2 separate regions of the Homo sapiens genome follow, and region 1 is linked to region 2. The links are chromatin loops, found by intact Hi-C in ENCODE. Cell type or tissue: OCI-LY7. All regions are shown on one strand. Links, peaks and the distances in the headings refer to the core of each region. The heading gives the core; the rest is flanking DNA. Region 1 overlaps KIAA1549L (KIAA1549 like). Region 2 overlaps KIAA1549L (KIAA1549 like).

What was found. Peaks named below come from ENCODE experiments on the same cell type or tissue, not always from the same donor. Only the 100,000 strongest peaks of a DNase experiment are listed, where the experiment ranks them.
Region 1: it touches region 2 in a loop (3-fold over the local background); 1 of 110 quality-filtered maps calls a loop at or near these places.

The regions. Positions count from the first base shown.
Region 1 is chr11:33,399,872-33,410,477 of GRCh38, forward strand. All of the region lies in intron 1 of KIAA1549L (KIAA1549 like), which reads left to right. Among named protein-coding and RNA genes, the nearest start is that of KIAA1549L, 29 kb to the left of the region's middle. In OCI-LY7, for the core only: no CTCF peak of the experiment used is centred there; DNase peaks (open chromatin) are centred at 5,820 and 6,170; H3K4me3 peaks cover 1,855 bases; H3K27ac peaks cover 2,500 bases.
Region 2 is chr11:33,473,529-33,484,134 of GRCh38, forward strand. The region is part of intron 1 of KIAA1549L (KIAA1549 like); the gene reads left to right. Among named protein-coding and RNA genes, the nearest start is that of KIAA1549L, 100 kb to the left of the region's middle. RefSeq lists an enhancer at 4,618-4,907. In OCI-LY7, for the core only: no CTCF peak of the experiment used is centred there; DNase peaks (open chromatin) are centred at 4,203 and 4,663; H3K4me3 peaks cover 2,030 bases; H3K27ac peaks cover 2,500 bases.

The sequences.
Region 1 (10,606 bases), core at 4,398-6,897, 72 kb before region 2:
TCCGCTTCTCTTTGCTGTGGCACCTCCACTTTGTGGACTCAGCTTTTTAGCTAACGGTGTTGTGAAGCCAGCCCTTGCTAGAAAGGAGCTGACTCCGCTCATACTGCTAGGAAATCGACTTTTAATTCCTCACCAGTAAGTTGCTTATCTCAAGCCATCTTTAAGAGAGATGTTTAATAATATGTTCAATGTTTATTATTAATTAATAGAAAAATAATTTCTAGAACAGTCTTGTTAGCTTCTGACCTTTCACGTACAGCACATCTTTAAGAGTCATTGGTACCTACAAATGTGTAGAAATCAACCCATCACATATTTACAAAACATGCATGATGTGTTAAGTAAGACCAATGCTAGGTAAGGTTTCCAAAGTGATACCAGTAGTGCTTTGAAGGTATATAAGTAAGGACAGGGTTGCATGAAAATAGCTAATTGAATATGAAAGCTTAAGTATCCAGGCACAAAATAAGTGGTACAGAAACTAAATGAACTGGGCTATCAAATTTAGCATCCACTTTACCCTGGGTTACAATGGGAATGGACTGCTGGTGTCCCTAATGGTAAGAACTTGTCTGAAATAACAACTTCTACTGAGTGTCTGTGACTTGGGACCTCATGGTCTAGGATAATGCTAGGGGTCTTGTGGGAACTTCTGAGTCATTGATTTTTACCAGAGCAGGTCTTAGAGAATCATGTACCAGCAACAGAATCTTTTAAAGCAAAGTTGGCATTTTGCTTCTGAAATATATTCTTACCCACAGCACATAGTAGAAATTGTGGATTAAAATTATCTTAAAACTGTTCTTACTTGAATTACCTAAAACTGTAGAATGTCTTTGCTGAAAAACTCTGTTTCATCCAAATTATAGTAATAGTAATAGTTTCCACTTATTCTGCCAGCATTTCCCATGATCCAGACACTGTGCAGGGTGCCTGAGATGCTTATATGGCATTTAATCTTCACAGACCTCTTATGAGGTAAGAACTGTCATTATTCACATTTTGCAAATGGGGAAGCCGAGGCTTAGAGAGGTGATATAACTTGCCCAGGACCACATAGCATAATGTTGGATCTGTCCTTCTGAACCCAAGGCCTGTGCTCCTGTCCACTGCTAAGCTGAATGCTCTCCATGACTGTATCTGCCTTTCCTCTGCCCCATGAGCTGCGTCCCAGGTCTAAGGATGAGATGAAGCAATTGTGTCTGATGGGCATGTATTGCTGTGGGCATTACAGAGGCTTTTCACATCCGTTGTCTCTGTAGTATGATCTGGCCACAAAGGGTGAAGGTGTGAGTAAGCGTGGCTGTGGCTCATATTATATATATATATATGTAAAATATATCTCATATGATATGTATTATATATTAATATAGTATATATAAATACATTATATTTATACAATATATAAAATATATTTATATATAAAATATATAATAGATATAAAATATACATATATTTGAAGGTGTTGGTCAGAACATTTTATCATATTTTATATCTATTATATATTTTATATATTATATCTATTCATAGGTTCCCCATCAGTATCATTTCCAATTTCCATACACGGCTCTTCTGAATGAGTCTCCTTGAGCCTTTTAACCTCCCTCCAGACACCCAGTCCACCTTAGATGGCTTTTGTGGTACCTTTTTCACCTGTTCACTCCTTAAATGTGGGTGTGCTGTCAGGTTCTGTCCTAGCTTTTTTTTTTTAGACAGGTCTTACTCTGTCACCAAGGCTGGAGTGCAGTGGCATGATTATGGCTCACTGCAGTCTTGACCTACTGGGTTCAACCGATCCTCCCACCTCAGTCTCCTCAGTAGCTGGGACTACAGGCACATGCCACAATGCCCAGCTAATTTTTTGTAGAGATGGGGGTCTTGCCTCTGCCTGCCTCAGCCTCCCAAGGTGCTGGGATTATAGGCATGAGCCATGGCGCTCTAGAAAGTTCTGGGACTAGAGCAGGGCCCTAGCAGCAAGAGGAGGTCCAACTTCATGCCACAAGCCAAAGGTCACCAACTCAAAGATGCGGAAGCCAGGTGGGTGGCATGAGTGAGCCAAGCACACATGGGAGGGTGCACCCCACATAAGGGGCACAGCTGTCCCTCTGCTCCAGCCAGTTGTTCCCGTGGGGGAATTTAGGAGCCAGGGGCCAAGATATGTTCTAGCCTTCTCGTCTTCTAGCTTACAGCATCGAGGGGTCAGTGACTCACAATGTTACAACTCCAGCATAGACTCTTCTGCACTCCAGCCCTGTTCCCTCTTATGGACACTTCAGCTAGGTGGTCTCTAGTCACCTCACACTCAGCTGTCTCCCAGCCTGATCCCCTGACCTGGCCATCCTGCTGTATTCCTAGTCTTGGTGAATGGAGCTTCTGTCTGCTTGGCCGCTTAAGCCAGAAACCACAGAGTCATCCTAGACTCCTCCTCCTCCTTCACCCTGCATATCTGATTGGTCCTGTCAGTTCTGTCTCCTTAATGTTTCCTGCACCTGCTCCCTCCTCTTACAGCCTCTACTCAGGCCCCTGTGGTCTCTCATCTGGATGATTTCTGTAGCCTCCTATTTCTGGTCGCCTTGTGGTCCTTCTCCCTCTGTACTTTCGCCTAAGTCTGTCCTCCAGGGCTCTTTCTAATCATAAAGCAAATCATATATCCCTCTTCAGCCTAAGGCTTGAAATCTGTGTCCATCTCACAGATCTGTATTCTTTCCTTACAGTGTTAGCCTGCATCATATTTAAAAACAATTCCCTTTGGCTTTGCTTGCCTATATTAAAAATCAGAGGATTCCATATAAGGATCCAGGTTTCTGGCTTATCTTTGAAAACCAGAAGCCCTGGCCCCTGGCTCCTGAATTCCCCCGTGGGAGCAGCTGGAGCAGAGGGACAGCTTTGCCCCTTATGTGGGGTGCATCCTCCCAGGTGTGCTTGGCTCACTCCTGCCACCCCCCCTAGCTTCCGAACCAGTTGACTTGGTGACCTTTGGCTTGTGGCATGAAGTTGGACTTCCTCTTGCTGCTAGGGCCCTGCTCTAGTCCTTGTACCCTGCACCCACAGAGCTTACTTTCTTGGAGTACCTCTAATTTGGCTTTTTGTTTCACGCCTATGTCTTGTCACATACTCCCCCCTGGTTAAAGCTCACACGAGAGGCAATACTCTTTTCTGAGGATCTTGACAACAGAGTAAGATTATGGTTTCATCCTTAGTCATTTGGCTTGGGGTCCATGAACCCCTAGGGTAGTCTCTTCTAAATTATTTTGATAATGTACAATAAGAACTACATTTTACATTTTGACCCAGCATGCGTGTGCATACACACACACAGACATACACAGACACACGCACCCACACATGCAGACACAGACACAAACACACATATGCAGACACACACACAGACACAGACACACACAGACACAGACACACACACACACACACGCATACACGGACACAGACACACACGGACACACACATGCAGACACGCAGACAGACACACACAGACACATGCAGACAGACACATACAGGGACACACATGGACATGGACACACAGACACACAGACACGCACACAGAGACATACATGCAGACACACACAGGGACACAGACGCAGAAACAGACACACATCAGACACACATAGACACACAGACACACATGGACAGACACGCAGACACACACACGCACAGACACACAGACACGCATGGACAGACATGCAGACATGGACACACACCGACACGCAAAGGGACACACACAGACACACACACAGACATAACACCCACACCTACAACTGATAAAAAGGGTGAGGAAATAATACATGACCTCTCTTCCATACTTTTTTCCTCTGCTTTTCCCTTTGCTTCTCCTCCTTCTCTTCCTCCCTTTCTTTCTTTTTCTTCCAAGTTGCTCATGACCCACTAAATTGATTTCATCACCCATTAGTAGGTCACAGTTCATACTTTGAAAAAACACTGTTCTTGAGGAGAGAGCTATAAATCCTTGAAATTATATGTTTAAATCTAGTGTATACCATACCTTTGTTTTTCCAGGAGACAGGAAGTTTCTAAGCATTCGGCTTTCCAAGGGGGCCATGATGAAAACAGATTTCATAACCACTGATTTAGGTATTTTATTTTCAATGGGATTTGAGGTCACCAGGTTCATGCACCCATAGAAATTAGTGATAATTATTTGAAATGTGGGCCTCTGTGTCAGACGTCTGACATGGCCTATACTGTTTGTTGCTAAATGAAGTTAATATTTGCAGAATCTCAGGGAGGGTGGAATGGATCCTTTAAATCTCCTGTACCCATGAGAAGGTGAAAAGCTATGTGAGGCACATAAAAAGGATTTACTTGGTGAAAGAGTTTCAATAAAATCTTCATTTAGGCCAGGCACAGTGGCTCATGTCTTTAATCCCAGCACTTTGGGAGGCCGAGGTGGGTGGATCACTTGAGGTTAGGAGTTTGAGACCAGCCCGGGCAACATGGTGAAACCTCATCTCTACTAAAGATACAAAATTAGCCAGGCGTGGTGGCAGGCGCCCGTAATCCCAGCCACGTGGGAGACTGAGGCAGGAGAATCGCTTGAACCCAGGAGGGGGAGGTTGTTGCAGTGAGCCAAGATCACACAATTGCACTCCAGCCTGGGCGACAGAGCGAGACTCCATCTCAAAACAAACAAACAAAACAAAACAAAAACCTTTCATTTAAAGTCAGATAAGTACAGACAATTCATGGAAAAAAATAAAAAGAAAAAGAGATGAAGGTCGTGAATAGACAATACCATAGCAAGATTCAGGTAAAACAAACAAAAACTATATAAGGTGTTTATAATCACAACAATAATGAAAAACAAAATAAAAGTTATTTAAAGCTGGGCACAGTGGCTCACGCCTGTATTCCCAGCACTTTGGGAGGCTGAGGCAGGCGGATCACCTGAGGTCAGGAGTTTGAGACCAGCCTGGCCAACATGGTGAAACCGGTCTCTAATAAAAATACAAAAAATTAGCTGGGCATGGTGGCATGCCTGTAATCCCAGCTACTCGGGAGGCTGAGGCAGGAAACTTGCTTGAACCTGGGAGGTGGAGGTTGCAGTGAGCCAAGATCGCACCACTGCACTCCAGCCTGGGCGACAGAGTGAGACTCTGTCTCAAAAAAAAAAAAAAAAAAGTTATTTCAAAAGATAAGAAAAAAAGTCAGATAAAATAACCCAGAAAATGTTTTATTTTCATTTTGTTATATTGTTTTTGTTTTGGCTTATATGAAACCATTATTCAACACCTGTCTTGGTAATAGGAATGAAGAAAATAGTAGTGAACAGAATAAATATTCTTGCCCTCAGGATGTTCCAATCCAGAAAAGGGGAGTGAGAAATAAAAATAGAGAATCACTAAAGCATTGGTGTAAACAGAATAAATACCATAAATGCATTGCTGCCAAAGAATATAACAGAAAACCAAATTAGGTTTGTGGGAGGGGTTGTGTAGCGAGATAACAAAAAAGACATTACAGAATGACCAAGATTATTTTGAGCTACAAAATTATTAAGCAGTGGTTTTGAGTAACAGAATTAAAAACAGCTGCTGTAATAGACTAACAAAAAAATTCCAGATTCAATATCCTCTAGTAATGTCTTTTATGTTATTTCCCTACACTTTTTTTTTTTTTTTTTAACATAATACACTGCTTCTAAAGAATCAAAAGCTGTCTGGGCGCAGTGGCTAATGCCTGTAATCCCAGCACTTTGGGAGGCCGAGGTGGGTGGATCACAAGGTTGACAGATAGAGAACATCCTGGCCAACATGGTGAAACCCCGTCTCTACTAAAAATACAAAAATTAGCCAGGCGTGGTGGCGGGCACCTGTAGTCCCAGCTACTCAATAGGCTGATGCAGGAGAATCGCTTGAACCCAGGAGGTGGAGGTTGCAGTGAGCTGAGACTGCGCCACTGCACTCCAGCCTGGGCAACAGAGCCAGTCTGTCTCAAAAAAAAAAAAAAAAAAAAAAAAGCAAAAGCTCTACTAGGAATAGTGTTTTATCCATGTTCCAGGTCTTGTTATCCCCATTTTTAGAAGAGGAAGGCTCTATGTTAATGGGCTTGTGGACCTGGTCTACTATAGGAAGGTTAATGGGTTCTCCAAGTAAGGCCATTCATTATTACCCATGTGTATGTATCACTTCCTTGAATGATTCTGGCAGTTGGAGCAAAGCTAACTCATTACTACAACAGTCAAAGAATGAAAAATGGCCACTGTGATGAGCCTCCCTTTTTTACTCTAGTAACACAATTACAATTTGATTATAGATTTTTGTTGTTGTGAATATAACAAAGGCATGTTGCTCCCCCCAAAACTGGCCTACAGAGAAGAGGGAAAAAAATTAATCCAGAATCCCACGGCCCCAACACACCCGCTGTTTGCATTCCTGTTAGGAACCGAGTGTGGCTTTCATTTGCTTGGCTGGCTTGCAGGATGGCTGGGTGGGGAGGGGGTTCCTGCCGGCTGCGACTTATGCTTCACACGTGCACGGGCCATATGGCAACACCAGTGTGCATGTGCAGGGGAGGGGCCGCTGCCTTGACCCCGGGCTTTCCATTGGGTGCCTCTGTTTTCAAATCATCTTTGGTCCGAATCCTATCATCTCCTCTCTTAGGGACAGGTGGATGTAGATGGGGAAGCTGGAACTCAAACTACCCCCTTTGCTTATGTTGTGTTGTAATCCGCGCAGCGGAGCAAAGCTCCCCAGAGTTGGCAGCCCCTGAAATTCAGGGCAGGTCTGACATTTGCTCTCCACTCTGCCCTGCACTCTTCTTTCTTAAGGCCCCCTAGCCCTCCGCTGCCTCAAAGGGATCAGCGCTCACTGCATCTTTCTTCACGAATCTAATTGTAAAGGATCAGGCACCTACCAGGATGCAGTTATACTTTGCTGCTGCTTCGTATTCTTCATTTTTGGGGTAACAGTTTTGTTAACCTTTGCTTTCGCACACCCAGGTGTCGGATGAGGTCTTTTGGCCCCTTAAGACCTACTTAGATTGGCTCCAGCCCTCCTGTTGCCTGCTGCTGGAGGTGTAATGTTCACGATTCCTGTAAATTCCTCAGGCACTTATGTTCTAGTTTCTGTCTTTGAGCTCTTGCTTCACTGAACTAGCTCAAGGTAGGGACTCTTTGTTCCTGTTCTTCATAGGTCTATCTAGGTAGATGTGGAGTTCAGTCCTTTTTCTTTTTTCATTTTTTTTTTTTTTTTTTTTTGAGACGGAGTCTCGCTCTGTCGTCCAGGCTGGAGTGCAGTGGCGTGATCTCGGCTCACTACAAACTCCGCCTCCCGGGTTCACGCCATTCTCCTGCCTCAGCCTCCCGAGTAGCTGGGACTACAGGCGCCTGCCACCACGCCCGGCTAATTTTTTGTATTTTTAGTAGAGACGGCGTTTCACCGTGTTAGCCAGGATGGTCTCTATCTCCTGACCTCGTGATCCGCCCGCCTCGGCAGTCCTTTTTCTTTTTCTTTTTTGAGACAGTCTCACTCTGTCGCTTAGGCTGGAGTGCGGTGGCATGATCTTGGCTCACTGCAACCTCTGCCTCCCGGGTTCAAGTGATTCTCCTGCCTCAGTCTGCAAGCCTGCGAGTAGCTGGGATTACAGGCACGCGCCACCGTGCCTTGCTAATTTTTGTATTTTCAGTAGAGACGGGGTTTCACCGTGTTGGCCAGGCTGGTTTCAAACTTGTGACCTCAAGTGATCTGCCCGCTTTGGCCTCCCAAATTGCTGGGATTATAGGCCTGAGCCACCGTGCCCTGCCCTAATCCTTTTAATTCCTTCAAACCACCCACCTGAACTCACCATTCACAAGTACAGAGAAGACTCTAATGAGGGTTGGGGAATCCTAAGGGTTTGCCTTGCAGTGAAGCAGATGGCTTTACAAGGGAAACCCTGCCTCCTTGTTCTGAAAAGTTCCTGGCCAATTCTAAAAACTTTAAATCCCCCAGCCTTCTGCGCCCGTCTATCCATTTTCTCTCTTCCCTTTCATCCTCAACCCCCACATTCCTCATGAGTTCTCACTCAGAGTTCTTGAGCTTTCTTTAGTCAACTTCCTACTGGGAATGACCCGTTCCTGCAGGGTCTCACCTTCCAAGCCCAAGAAGCTCATCAAGTTGTTTTTTTTTCCCACCTTGTAAACAAGACAGTTTCCTTCTCAAGGGGTGTTAAGATAATAAAAATTTTACCTTGTTGTTTAATTATCCGCTTTCTGGAGGAAAAAACCTCAATCAATTCTACTCTTCTGAAATAAGGAACAAATATTGTGTACAAAACAGAAAGATTGGAAAATGTCTTTTGTAGTACCTTCTTTTCTAAAACATGTAAAACTGAGCTAATACATTCTGGAGCTAGGCAGGTAGCTAACTGGTGCTCTGGGCATCAGTCGGGAATAGAGAACTAAATTCTGAGTTGGGAGTGTTGCTGGGCAGGGGACTTCGTCACATAGCATCTGCGTGATCTTGGTTTTGGGCCTATCATGTGGTGTTTCCCCATCAGCAAAATTGGATTCAGTGATATCTAATATCTAATATCTTCCAAGTCTAATATTTTATATGGCGCTCTCCATAAGTTAGAGATATATATATACATACTCTGTATATGTGTATATATATATATATATATATACACATGTATATATGTATACAGAAATTTTAGATCTTCCCAAACCTTTAGGAAAGCTTCCTACACACAGATGCCTCATGTGAGCAAGTTTTTTTGGCACCTCTCTGTCCCAGTCCCACATGTCCAAAGTGATATAGACTTTCCTTGGTTAGGGAGTTGGTTGTCTCATTTCTGACATCATCTTTAAGATTAAGTGTTCTACGGATCACATGAGGCCCGGAGTCTGAGACCAGCCTGGCCAACATGGTGAAACCCCATCACTACTAAAAATACAAAAAAAAAAAAAAAAAAATTAGCCGGACATAGTGGCGCATGCCTGTAATCCCAGCTACTCGGGAGGGCGAGGCAGGTGAATCACTTGAATCCAGGAGGCAAAGGCTGCAGTGAGCCAAGATTTTGCCACTGCACTCCGGCCTGGGTGACAGAGCGCGACTCCATCTCAAAAAAAAAAAAAAAAAAAAAATTAGGTATCCTTAAACTGCACTTGAAAAAAAGTCAGCAACTGCTTGTGTGGGGAAATATTCCTCCTTCAGAACAACACAATAGTCAGAGGTTAGAAACGGTGTGAATGATGCTAGAGGGAGGGGGGACAGGTATCATAGCATCTGTGTGCATTTGTTTTTTTTCTTTTTTTGGAAGCGTTTACAAAGTCTTTGGAAAAAGTCTCAAAACTGGGCCTTGGTCCCTAAAACCAAATACTGTCAACACTGACACTGTGAAACCCCAGTGTTTTTGAGGTCCTAGTATACAAAAGTACTGGATTTGATGGCTTCACAAAATTCTTCATCAGATCTTAGAAGGGTGATGGTTCATAACTTACTGTTCTCTAAAGGACCTTTTCTAGAAAACAATAACAGATGACATTTGCTATCCTGAATATTTCTGAGTTCTTGTTTTTCTTGCTGGTTTTTATAAAGAACAAAGGAGGTAGCGTTTCTTCCAAGATATTTCCCTCCTCCTTTGTGCTTCAGTGACATTTTTGCTAATCTACTAATTTCATTAAGGGTAGGCTTTAATGTCACACACTGTGGATTGTGACTTTCCCCAGAATCAAGTAAGAAGGTGACAGGAAATCAGTGAAGATCAGTTGCTAAATCAAGGTCATTCTGCTTACTTTTTCCTTTCTCTTCTCACTCATTTATTCTTTTTCTTTGGAAAACACCCTTTTGAATGACTTCATTTGATCATTATCATCCATCCCCTTTCTCAATTTAAAATGAAAACCCTACAGCTTGCTTTTCTTATGTGTTCTCACCTCTTTTTTTTTTTTTTTTTTCCTGCCTGTACTTTTATTTCCATGATGGTTTTCTCTAGGTCCTCAGGGCATTTTGAGATGAGATTTGGAAGGAAAACTCAATACAATATAAAGTTACCTTATACCCATCTCAGAGTGGGACAAATACTTAAAACAGTCAGAAAAATCCACAAGGGAGTCTGGGCTAGTGGGGGCCACAAAGAACATCTTGTTTTTTTTCTGACGTTTCTCTGTGTCTGTTATCACTGCCTTACTTTCTTTTATTTTTCTTTGTTCATGGCTGTCTGCTGTATTTTTTTTTCTTTTTACAAACATGCAGAATGTTAGATTTGGAGTGTGGACCATGGGAATCACTGAGACCAAACCCTTCAATTTTTGGAGAAGAAAAGCAAGTGGGCTAGAGAAGTTACCATTAAAGAGGCAGTAGACTGTAACAGAGAGATCTATCACAGGCTTTGGAATTGCAAAAGGGTGGGTGCAAATCCTAGCTCAGTCACCTGTTAGCCAGGTGCTCCTGGGCAACTCTCTTAACTGCATTGTTAGTGTAGACCGCATTTGTAAGTGGGAATGGTAATGCATTCCTCCTGGAGCTGTTGTGAGGGTTAAATGAGATAATGGATGTCGTGTTCCTCTTGTGTCTAGGCAGCGCCTAGAAAACCACTAAAAAAGAGGTAGCTGTTGCCACAAGCTAGTTAGAAGTAGTACCTAGATTAG
Region 2 (10,606 bases), core at 3,156-5,655:
TATAGTTACCTTCTCAAAGGCCCTGTCTTATAATCTCATTCCTTTGCCAAGCAGCCTACTATAGTGTCCTTTGCCTAAAGACTGTGTTCTCCGCTTCCGAGCATGGCATTCAAAGGCTCTCCACCATTTGGTCTCATATGCACGTTCCCTTCGAGTCATATTAGATTAGTCCCCATTCCCTGACCATTTTCCTCATTCTCCCCTCTTGGCTAATTTTATATCCTTTATCTAGAATAACCTTTCCTATCTTCTCCACTGGTCAAATCCTACTCCCTTCTGGGAAGTCCTAAGATGCTGTATTTTAAAAACAGATTAAAAAAAATCTGTTTTTGTGTTACTATAAAGGGATACCTGAGGTGGAATAATTTATAAGGAAAAGAGGTTTGATTGGCTCTTGGTTCTGCGGGCTGTACAAGCATGGCTCCAGCATCTGCTTCTGGTGAGGGCCTCAAGAAGCCTTCTATCATGGAGGAAGGGAAAGTGCACCAGCATCTCACATGGAAAGAGTAGGAGCAAGAGAGAGAGGGAGAAGGTGGCAGGCTCTTTAAACAACCAGCTGTCTCCTGCACTCAGAGCTAGAATTCACTCATTACCATATGGAGGGCACCAAGCCATTCATGAGTGATCCTCTGCCATGACCAAAACACCTCCCACCAGGCCCCACCTCCAACATCGAAAATTACATTTCAACATGAGATTTACAGGGGACAAACACCCAAACTATATCAGATGTCATCTGGCTTGTGAAGCCTTAAATTTGCCCTGAATTGGACTTACTTTGCCCCACCTCCGTGATTCCAGAGCTCATATCTTTCATTATGCAGCATTGATCACATTCAGTCGTACACTTTAGTTATATAACCTTTCCCTTGCTCGTTGCTCTTCTGTGAGCAACTTGAGGGCAGGGATGCAAGGCCAATTCATCTTTAAGTTCCACAGAGCTCTTTCTCTCGCTGTCTTAGAATCACATGTGTGACAATGCCTGACAATATGCGATTCTAAGAGACTGAGAGAAAGAGCACCCACTTTAGACTCAAGCCTGGGTTCAACTCTCTATCCTGGCACTAATGCTATGCCTTGGGGAAGCCCTTTAACTGCCCCTTGGGCTCCTAACTTCCTCATTTGTAAAAGAGAGATAATGATAATAGCCACTTTGGGAAGTGGGTTGGAGGATTAAATGAAATGGCATCAGCAAAGAGTACTGCATAGAAACTGGCACCCAGTAGGTACCCAATAAACACCTGCCAAACGAAATGGCTGCAGCCTAATTGCTGCTCAGTTTATTTTGGTTCTGCTTTTTCCAGGCGAGGGCCTGTCATCTTCATAAACACTCCAGCGTGAGGAATGGTGGAGGAATTCTAATTATTTGGTGTTATAGACTTTTTTTGTTAATTAAGGAGGGCTGCAATATTTTAAACTCACACGGGAATATCCAAGGGAATTGAAAGCCTTGCAGAATATGTATCTTCAGGGAATATGGTGTTGAGAACTCTGGGTGTGTGGGTTTGCTGGTTGCTGCTGCGGAGCTGTGAACATTTAAAGCAGCGAGTGTGCAAAAGAGGGAGCTTCTCATTCTCCTGCAATGACTTTCTGAGCAGAGGGGGCCAGAGCTGTATATGCCCCTAACACCCAATTCCTCACCTCGTCTTTTCTTTCTTATGGAGCCCTGATTCATAGAAGCTGGAGGTAGTTTTGCCTCTTCTGGTACTGTGGCTGCTAGTGTATGGATGCATATTTATTCATTTTTTACTTAGCCTTGTTCTAGAAAAGAATTTGCAGTGGTGAGCTTGTAAATATAGCCTGTTTCTTCTCCGTTTAATGGCTCTTAAACAAAAGTGCATATCAGATTTGACTAATGAACTTTTCAAAAAATATGTTTTTGGCCAGGCATAGTGGCTCACGTCTATAATCCCAGGGCTTTGGAAATCTGAGGTGGGAGGATCGTTTGAGCCCAGGAGTTCGAGGTTATAGTAAGCTATAATCATGCCAGTGTACTCCAGTCAGGTGACAGAGTGAGATCCTGTCTCTTTAAAAAAAAAAAAGGCCAGGTGCAGCGGCTCATGCCTGTAATCCCAGCACCTTAGGAGGCAGAGGCAGGAGGATCACTTGAGCCCAGGAGTTTGACACCATTCTGGGCAATATAGCAAGACCCTCATCTCGCTCTCTCAAAAAAAAAAAAAAATTAGCTAGACGTGGTGCACATCTATGGTCCCAGCTGCTCAGAAGGCTGAGGCAGGAGGATCACTTGAGCTCAGGAGATCAAGGCTGCAGTGAACTGTGATTGTGCCACTGTACTTCAGCCTGGGTGACAGAGTGAGACTGAGACTCCATCTCAAAAATTAAAACAAACAAAAATATAGTCTCTCTCCCGCCTGCCCCCCACCCAACTCCCCCCAGGTTGGGATTCATTAAATCTGGGGTGGGCCTGGTCACATTAGTATCCTTCAGTAAACCCTCACATGTGCCCATCCCTGCTTGAGAAGCTTGGCTGTAGATCACACACATGATCTTTTAAAACCTGGAAACTCCACACAACTGGTCTGGGCAATAGCCCGTGGGAGAGACGGCAAGTTTGAATGCTTCTCAGGAAATCTATTACTGTGCTGAAATTGGCAAACTGCCAAGGCAGCTTTGAAGGGAACAAGAATCTGCAGTTTTGTTGAAAGACAAGTTTACTCTGTAATCAGGGACTTGGCTAATGAGTGCATAGGCCATGCTGATTAGGGAATAAGACATCGAGATGAATGAATGGGGGTGTGTGCTCATTGGCGAAGCTCACCTCCATCTCTCTCTGTGGTCAGCCCAGAGGCTGGTGCCAGATGTTGAACTAGAGAAGCCTCAAGCTTATAAGCCACGGGTCAAATTCAAAGAGGTTATCCAAGAAGAGGAGGAACTAGTAGATGCTAGACGCCCAGAATCCAGAGCAGTTTTGATACAGCAGTCTTTAAACAACAAAGGTCAGATAGTGTCACCATTTTGCTTAAAACTCTTCAAAGGATTCCCATTGTACTTAAAGTCTGAACTCCATACAGTAGCCTACTGGCACCTACCTGTCCTGGCCTCTCTCACCTCTCTTCGTAGCTCCTACACTTCAGCTGCTATCCCTGGAATTCTCAAGCTCACCATTCTTTCAGAACCTTGCAGTTCCTTCTTCCAAGCGCATTGCCCCCAACCTCCCAGCTCCTGCTCATCATTCAGGTCTCAGCTCAGTTGTCCCCTTAGAGGGGCACAAAAATGTGCACCCTATTACAAATAAACTCTCCTAACGTCACACTGAAACACGTTACCCTGTCTTATCTTTGCTTTTTCACAAAACCTATTCCTACTTGAACATCTCTCGTTTATTTACTAATGTCTATTGTATGTCTCTTTCATTAGAATGTAGGCTTTGTGCGTTTTGTTTGGTTCTGTATCTCTGGCACCTGTAAGAGTATTAGGCACAGTTGGGAGTTCAACAAATAAGTGATTGAGTGAATGAATGAATCAAGCCAGTAAACTGGAGCCTAGAGGGCTGACCCCCAGACTGAAGTTCTGGCAACTCATGGTCAGTGCTTGATCAGGCCAAAGGCAGTAACACTTCAGTATCTATGCAAGAAGGTTGTTATTCAGTAGTAGCAGAGCTGTGTCAGTTAAGAATAGAGCTAAGTCAGCCTGCTTCTCCAGAGGAGTCTCCCTGGAGCCTTCTTGGTGTGGCCTGAGCCCGAGGAGGAGGAGGTGTTTCTACCTGGGTAGAATGCCCCCCACCACTTTTGGAACACTGGGTGGGGAGCTGAGAAGTCTGTCTCTGATACTTCAGAAAAAGTGAACGCTTAACAAGATGTAGAAATCCAGTGAGGTATGACTCACAGAAATGTTCTCTCTGACCTTCTGCCCAATGGGATGGAACACAATAAATTTCAAGATGTAAGATATTTAATGTAGGGTTTTTAGAAAGGCACTGTGATGAATAATCTGTGGTGGAGTGCCACGCAGGTGCACGCACACACACACAAACACACACACACACACACACACGACACTACCCCCCTTTGCATGTGGTTCTCTTCGGTTAACTCTTGCTCACTTTTCCAGCCTTGTTAAGGTGCCATTTGCTTTGGGAATCACTGGGTGCTGGTCAAAGTGCTCATATTGGGTGATCTCTTTAGATGGCTTTGTCTGAGCACATCCTCCCCTCTTGGGATTGTCAGTTACTTGCTCCCACCCTCACTTCCTAGAACTGTGAGCTCCTCGAAGGACTGTATAATTTGTCTTTATGTTTCTGTCACCCAGCACAGTGTCTGATCTACCATGGTGCTTAATAAATGTCTGCTGAATGCACAGATGCATACACACACACACACACACACCACTGTGGGAAACCACTTACGTTTTGTCCAAGTTCATAGACCCAAGGAACAGCCCCAGAGGCACAGAGCACCTGCTGTACTAAAATAGGTGGAGACCTGTGAACTACAGGTAAGACAAGAGGTCCAGCTACATTTAGACAGAAGGCTTATGGTCCAGCCAGAGGGGGTGTTGGCTTGTCACATAAAAGGGAAAGGCTTGAGTGTTTCTCTGATATTTACTTCCCCTACAGTAAAAGGGCAGGACAGGGGAACCAACCTAGCGACATTAAAATCATTGTCTTCTGTGGTATGCAGATTCACCTGACCTTGAACTCACTGATGACATGGTATCGATTGCACCACCACCTGCAGTCCTGCAGCAGCAGCTGCCAGCAGAAGCCATGCTAACAGAACTCACAGAGGCAAGTTTTGTTCTAGCCTGACAAGCATGCCTGGCTTTGCAAGCCCCCCAGACGGGCAAAGGTTTCTGCAAAGCTATGTCTTGCAGGGATTGCAGTTTTGTCTTGGGGAAAACACAGATTGGCCTGAACCCGTTGGGGGAGGAACAGAGCGAAAGAGGTTTTTTCAAGCTCTGCAGAGCTGTTATAACCACATGGAGCGGATTTCAGAGCTGATGGGCTCCGCCTGCAGAAGGCTGCATAGCAACAAGGGAGGAGTTCTCCATTTCTGTCCTTTTAAAGAGCTGGTCACAGATAGGAATAGCATTTTTTTCCATCTGATTTTTATGTTGTCCTTCATGTAAACAGTAAGCCATGATTTTGCTTTATATGGACAGATAGAGTGGTCACAGTTCAAGCCCTTCACTTGAACTATCTCATTTAATCCTCAAAATATTTCTGAGGAGGTGCTATTATTTTTTTAAATTATTATTATTATGATTTTAGACGGAGTCTTGCTCTGTGGCCAGGCTGGAGCGCAGTGGCACGATCTCGGCTCACTGCAACCTCTGCCTTTCACCATGTTGGCCAGGATGGTCTCGATCTCTTGACCTCGTGATCCACCTGCCTTGGCCTCCCAAAGTGCTGGGATTACAGGTGTCAGCCACCATGCCCAGCCACAGGTGCTATTATTATCCTCATTTTCACAAATGAGGAAGCTCAGACTTGGGCATGTTGCCCCTAAGGTTACTCAGTTAGTAAATGGTAGAGCCAGAATTTGAATCCAAAGGAGATGAAGACATATATGGGATATATACAGATCTGCATATCTTCAGATATTTTTTCACCAGTGCTCATTATGTTTTTATCCTCTTTGCCTTTGTTAGGGTAGACAAGAGGTAAAGCTGAGATCATGGAAGTGGAAGCTTTCTATGGATTTGCTGGACTGAGCTGGGGGTTCCTGGGCTAGGTGCCTTCAGCTGCACTTGTAGCAACAAGGAGAGGCTGAGGCAAGGCCAGAGGGCATTCAAGTGACACTCATGCCACCTGGGAGCTGCCACCTGGCCTTCCTTCATCTGTGATTGGCCAGCGTTAGGAAGAAAAGCCAGAATGTGAAATTTACAAATGGTTTGTCGAGGGAGGGAACTGGGGGACATCCAAGTTAGAAGAGGTTGGCAAAGGGTAAAATGAATAGCCAACCAAAATATAAGGCAACAGTGGGCAGGAGGTCTGGGCTGCACAGATGACAAGCTGGCCCTTGAAGTGGCTGTGCCAAAGAGAAAGGGGAAGAAGTGCCAAGAATGGAAAATCAGTGGGAAATTTAAAAGTTGAATTAGAAAATCTGAAATGAAAGTGGCATCGGAGAATAAGAGAAGGCTTTCTGTTATATTGGAATTAAAGAGACAGAGCTTGTGATTCTCAAACCTTTTCTGTTGTTAAGAGCGTCACCCTAGGTCTGGAAATTGAATTGAGGGGTGCGTTTTTAGCAGAATTGTTGGGAGGGAAAACAGGAGCCAATGCCGGGCACATTTTTGATTGAGAAACAGATTTTAAAAGGGAAGAAAAGAAAGAAGAAAAGGCAGGACTCTCAGGACCAAGCAAGGTAGCAGAAGAGAGGCTCAGAGCTTTCCTTAGGGTCTCCATTTAAAAACTGTGGTATGTTTAACACGCAGAAACTTGTTTTGAAAGACTGAGCTGTAAGAGACAGCCTATTAGCTTGTTTTCCTAAATCAAGTTAAATTTGGCTTCAAGCCTCCATGTATCAGAGTTGGAGGGAGGTTCATATTAATGATTGTGTGTGTGTGTGTGTGTGCACGCGTGCTTAAAATAGCTTTGTTGAGATATAACCCAAATACAATACAGCTCACCCGTTTAAAGTGTGTAATTCAGTGACTTAGTATATTCAAATTACAAGTTCATTTCCACAATCAATTTTAGAACATTTTCCTCTTCCCCAAAAGAAACCCTGTACTCTCCTTTTTCCTCCAACTCTCTCAGCCCCAGGCAACCGCCAATCTCCTTTCTATCTCTGTGGATTTGCCTATTTGATTGGCTTCTTTCACTTAGTATAAGGTTTGCAGGGCTCAGCCGTGCTGTAGCATGTATCAGAACTTCATTCCTTTTTATGGCTGGATAATACTCAATTGTATAGATGGGCTTTACTTTATTTGCTCGTTCATGAGTGAATGGATTCTTTTGGCTGCTAGGAATAATGCCGCTGTGAACACTCGTGTACAAGTTTTTGTGTGGATGGATGTTTTCATTTCTCTTTGGTGTATACTTTTAGAAGTGTAATTCATGGGTTATATGGTAACTGTGTGTTTGGGATGGTGATTTGTATCCCTAAGGTTGTAACAAAGCTACAAGGGGTTACCAGAAATTTTGGGGAAGGATCTCTGGTCTTCAGTCCACATAGACACTGCAAGAAGCTCATCACCCAAGTCCTGGTGGGCCATTTGAAAGTTAGTGGTTTTCCTATTCTCCGTTTGTGCCAGACTCTTTGCAGTCTTTGTGCCAAACTCTGCAGTGAGACTGCCACTGTTTGCCAAGGCTGGGGGCCTTATGGCTTAGTTTCCTAGCAGCCATGTGTCACCCCCATCAGAAGCCCAGCTCCCTCCTAGGACATCACGTGGATGTAGGAGTCAGATTTAGCTGCTGCTTAAGGGACATGATGCCATCTCCACCCTCCGCTAAATCTACCATTAGCAACTCACATTTTTTTCCCATAGAACTGTGTCAACATTGAATTTTACTATTTGTACTTATTTTAGTTTAATGTGTTCAGTGGTAGTTTAAAGTTGCTTTGGCTTGTTTTTCTTTAATGGCTAGGAATAGTGCATTTCTGTATTTTTTTCTCGTTTAGACTTCCTTTGGGCTAAGTGGACCATTCTTCTGTGGCCCACTTAATGAATAGCATCTGGGCTTTTTGTATATATTTATATCAGTTCTTTACATGTGCTACTTTGAGTAGTAAAACTTTCATCAATTATGTTTGTCGTATTTTGATATTACTATTTATTTATTTCTCAAGGCATTGCTCTTTTTTATCTCTTCAGTAGTAAGAATGCTATCTCATTTTCACTTTTGTTAAACTTTTATTTTAGGCTAGTGGTACATGTAGAAGTTTGTTCTATAGGTAAACTGGAAATTTTTCACTTTTAATACAAATTAGATAGTTTTAATGCATAAATTGTTGCCTGGTTTAAAAGTTATTTTGTGTCACCAGGACCTAAAGTGCAATAAATCATTTTTTATTTAAGTTGGCATTTAACAGTAGTTCTCTTTTCCACTTTTGTGTTACTCCTGATATGTCATTTATTACGTTCCTTTAATAGCTTGAATTTTGTTTCTGGAATATATACCAGCCCAGGGATGCTTGCTTTTAATACAGCTCCACGTACGTTCAATAACTGCAGCTTTATAATTTGCAGTCCAGTAGGACAGACCCACCCTCACTTTTTAAAAAAGAAGTCTCTGTTATTCCTTATTCCTCTGAGTAAATTTCACTGTGTGCTTGTCTCACTCTAGAAAGTGTTCCAATAGACCTTAATGATATTGGATTAATTTATAAGTCTACATTGGACATGTTTGCATCTCTACCACCTGAACGAGGATTATGCTCTTAACTGCACCTTTTAAGCCCATGGGCTCATCCCATGTTCCCTGTAATTCTCAGTTCTCCTTCTGCCTCCTCTTTCTCTCAGAGCAAGTTAGAAATTTGCCCTTGGAGCAGAAAGCATCACACTATTCAGGTTTTCCTTATTTCTCTTAACAGAGTTTTATAACTTTCCCTAAGTCATGTGTGTCTTAAGTGAAATGAATATGCAGATATTTAATGTTTTGTATTACTATTTCAAATAGCATTTTTTTCCTGGATTTTTTTTCTTTGTGCTGTCTGGCACTAGTGTAAGCAAAGGTTATTGATTTTTGAGGATTATTTTATACCCTCAATTTTGAGCAAGTCATTCTCTGGTTAATTTTCTTGAATTTTCTAGGACTATAACCACGTCATCTTGAAATACTGACACTTCTATTTTTTTCTTCACAATTTTTATACTTTTTTTTTCTTGAATAGTTATCTGCTGGAATTTCTAGAGCTAGGTTAAATAGAGGTGGTGACAATGGGACATTGTTGTTTTTTCCCCCCAGTGACTATAAAACTGATAAGTATGTTTAACCTTTCCCCCAGGTTAAGACAGAAAATCTGCACCTTTTTTGGGAAAATTAATTAAAAATTAATGCTGAATTTTACTCGGTTCCTTTTGGCACATATTTAACAATTACGTGTATCTAAGAGCTATCTTTGCATATGCTATACTTTTTTTTTTTTTTTTTTGAGACTGAGTCACTCTGTCGCCCAGGCTGGAGTGCGGTGGCATGATCTTGGCCCTCACTGCTGCCTCCACTTTCCAGGTTCCAGTGATTCTCCTGCCTCAGCCTCCTGGGTAGCTGGGATTATAGGCACGTGCCACCATACCTGGCTAATTTGTGTGTTTTTAGTAGAGATGGGGTTTCATCATGTTGGCCAGGCTGGTTTTGAACTCCTGACTTCAAGTTATCCACCCGCCTCACCTCCTAAAGTGCTAGGATTGCAGGTGTGAGCCACAGCACCTGTTGCTATACATTATAAAGTAGTTTTTAAAAAGTTATACTAGATTTATATGACTAAGACAAGCTCTGATTATTCATGATTTAAAATTTTCAGTGTTTCCTGGTATTTTCATAAGAGACATAAGCCACTATCCAGCTCGCTGTTCCCTATCTCCTCCCATTGTTCCTTTCTCCCTGCATCCTCCTTTCATGCATCATTTTCTCTCCTCCTTTTCCCTCCTGTCTCCTCCTCCTCCTCTCTTTCCCTCCTCTCCTTCCTCTATCCTTTCCTTCTGGTGTCTTTGTCAGCTTTGGGAGTTAAAGCCTTTACCTCAGAGACTAACCTAGTTAATAGTGCCATCGTTCTAGAATAAATGAGATCCTTTATGTAATAAATGATTTGGAGAAATTCTCCTGTCAGTCCAGTAGTAACAAATATCTTGTTTGAGGGGTAGACAGGGTTGGAAATTGTTGAGGGGGAGAAATCTACGTTCTGGGCGCCCTTTGGGAAGGCGAACCTTGAGCAGAATGATGTTGGGAAGTGATGTGGGTGGGTTGGGTACATTCACCTAGAGACCTTAGCTAATCTGGCATGGTGGGCATTACACATATATTAATAGATGGTGAAAGAGACATCATGAAGGTGAAATCTGACCCACTTGGCATACCACTGGGCATGGCAGGCACGAGGCAAGGCAGGCATATGTTTGCTGCTCTTAGGCCTCCTCTGATATGGTTTGGCTGTGTCCCTACCCAAATCTCATCTTGAATTGTGGCTCCCATAGTTCTCATGTGCTATGGGAGGGACCCATGGGAGATAACTGAATCATGGGGGATGGTTTCACCCATACTGTTCTCGTGGTAGTGAATAAGTCTTATGAGCTCTGATGGTTTTATAAGGGGAAACCCCTTTCGCTTGGTTCCCATCTGTGACCATGTAAGATGTGCCTTTTACCTCCCACCATGATTGTGAGGCTGCTCCAGCCACATGGAACTGTGAGTCCATTAAACCTCTTTTTCTTTATAAATTACCCAATCTTGATATGTCTTTATCAGCAACGTGAAAATAAACTAATACATCCTCTATTTCTGAGAGTTGTCTTTCCCACTGAGGAATTAGCTTGGCCATTTGATCTTGGAAATAGTCTTCTTGGTCAGATACTATCCATGCTGTGAGGGATGCATATGGCTTTATTTGGGGCAGGTTCTTCCCAGACCCTTTTCTTTTTCAAAGAGCAAAAACCAGAATGGCATTCTCTTATTTCTATAATTATTTTCTATTATTTCTATTAT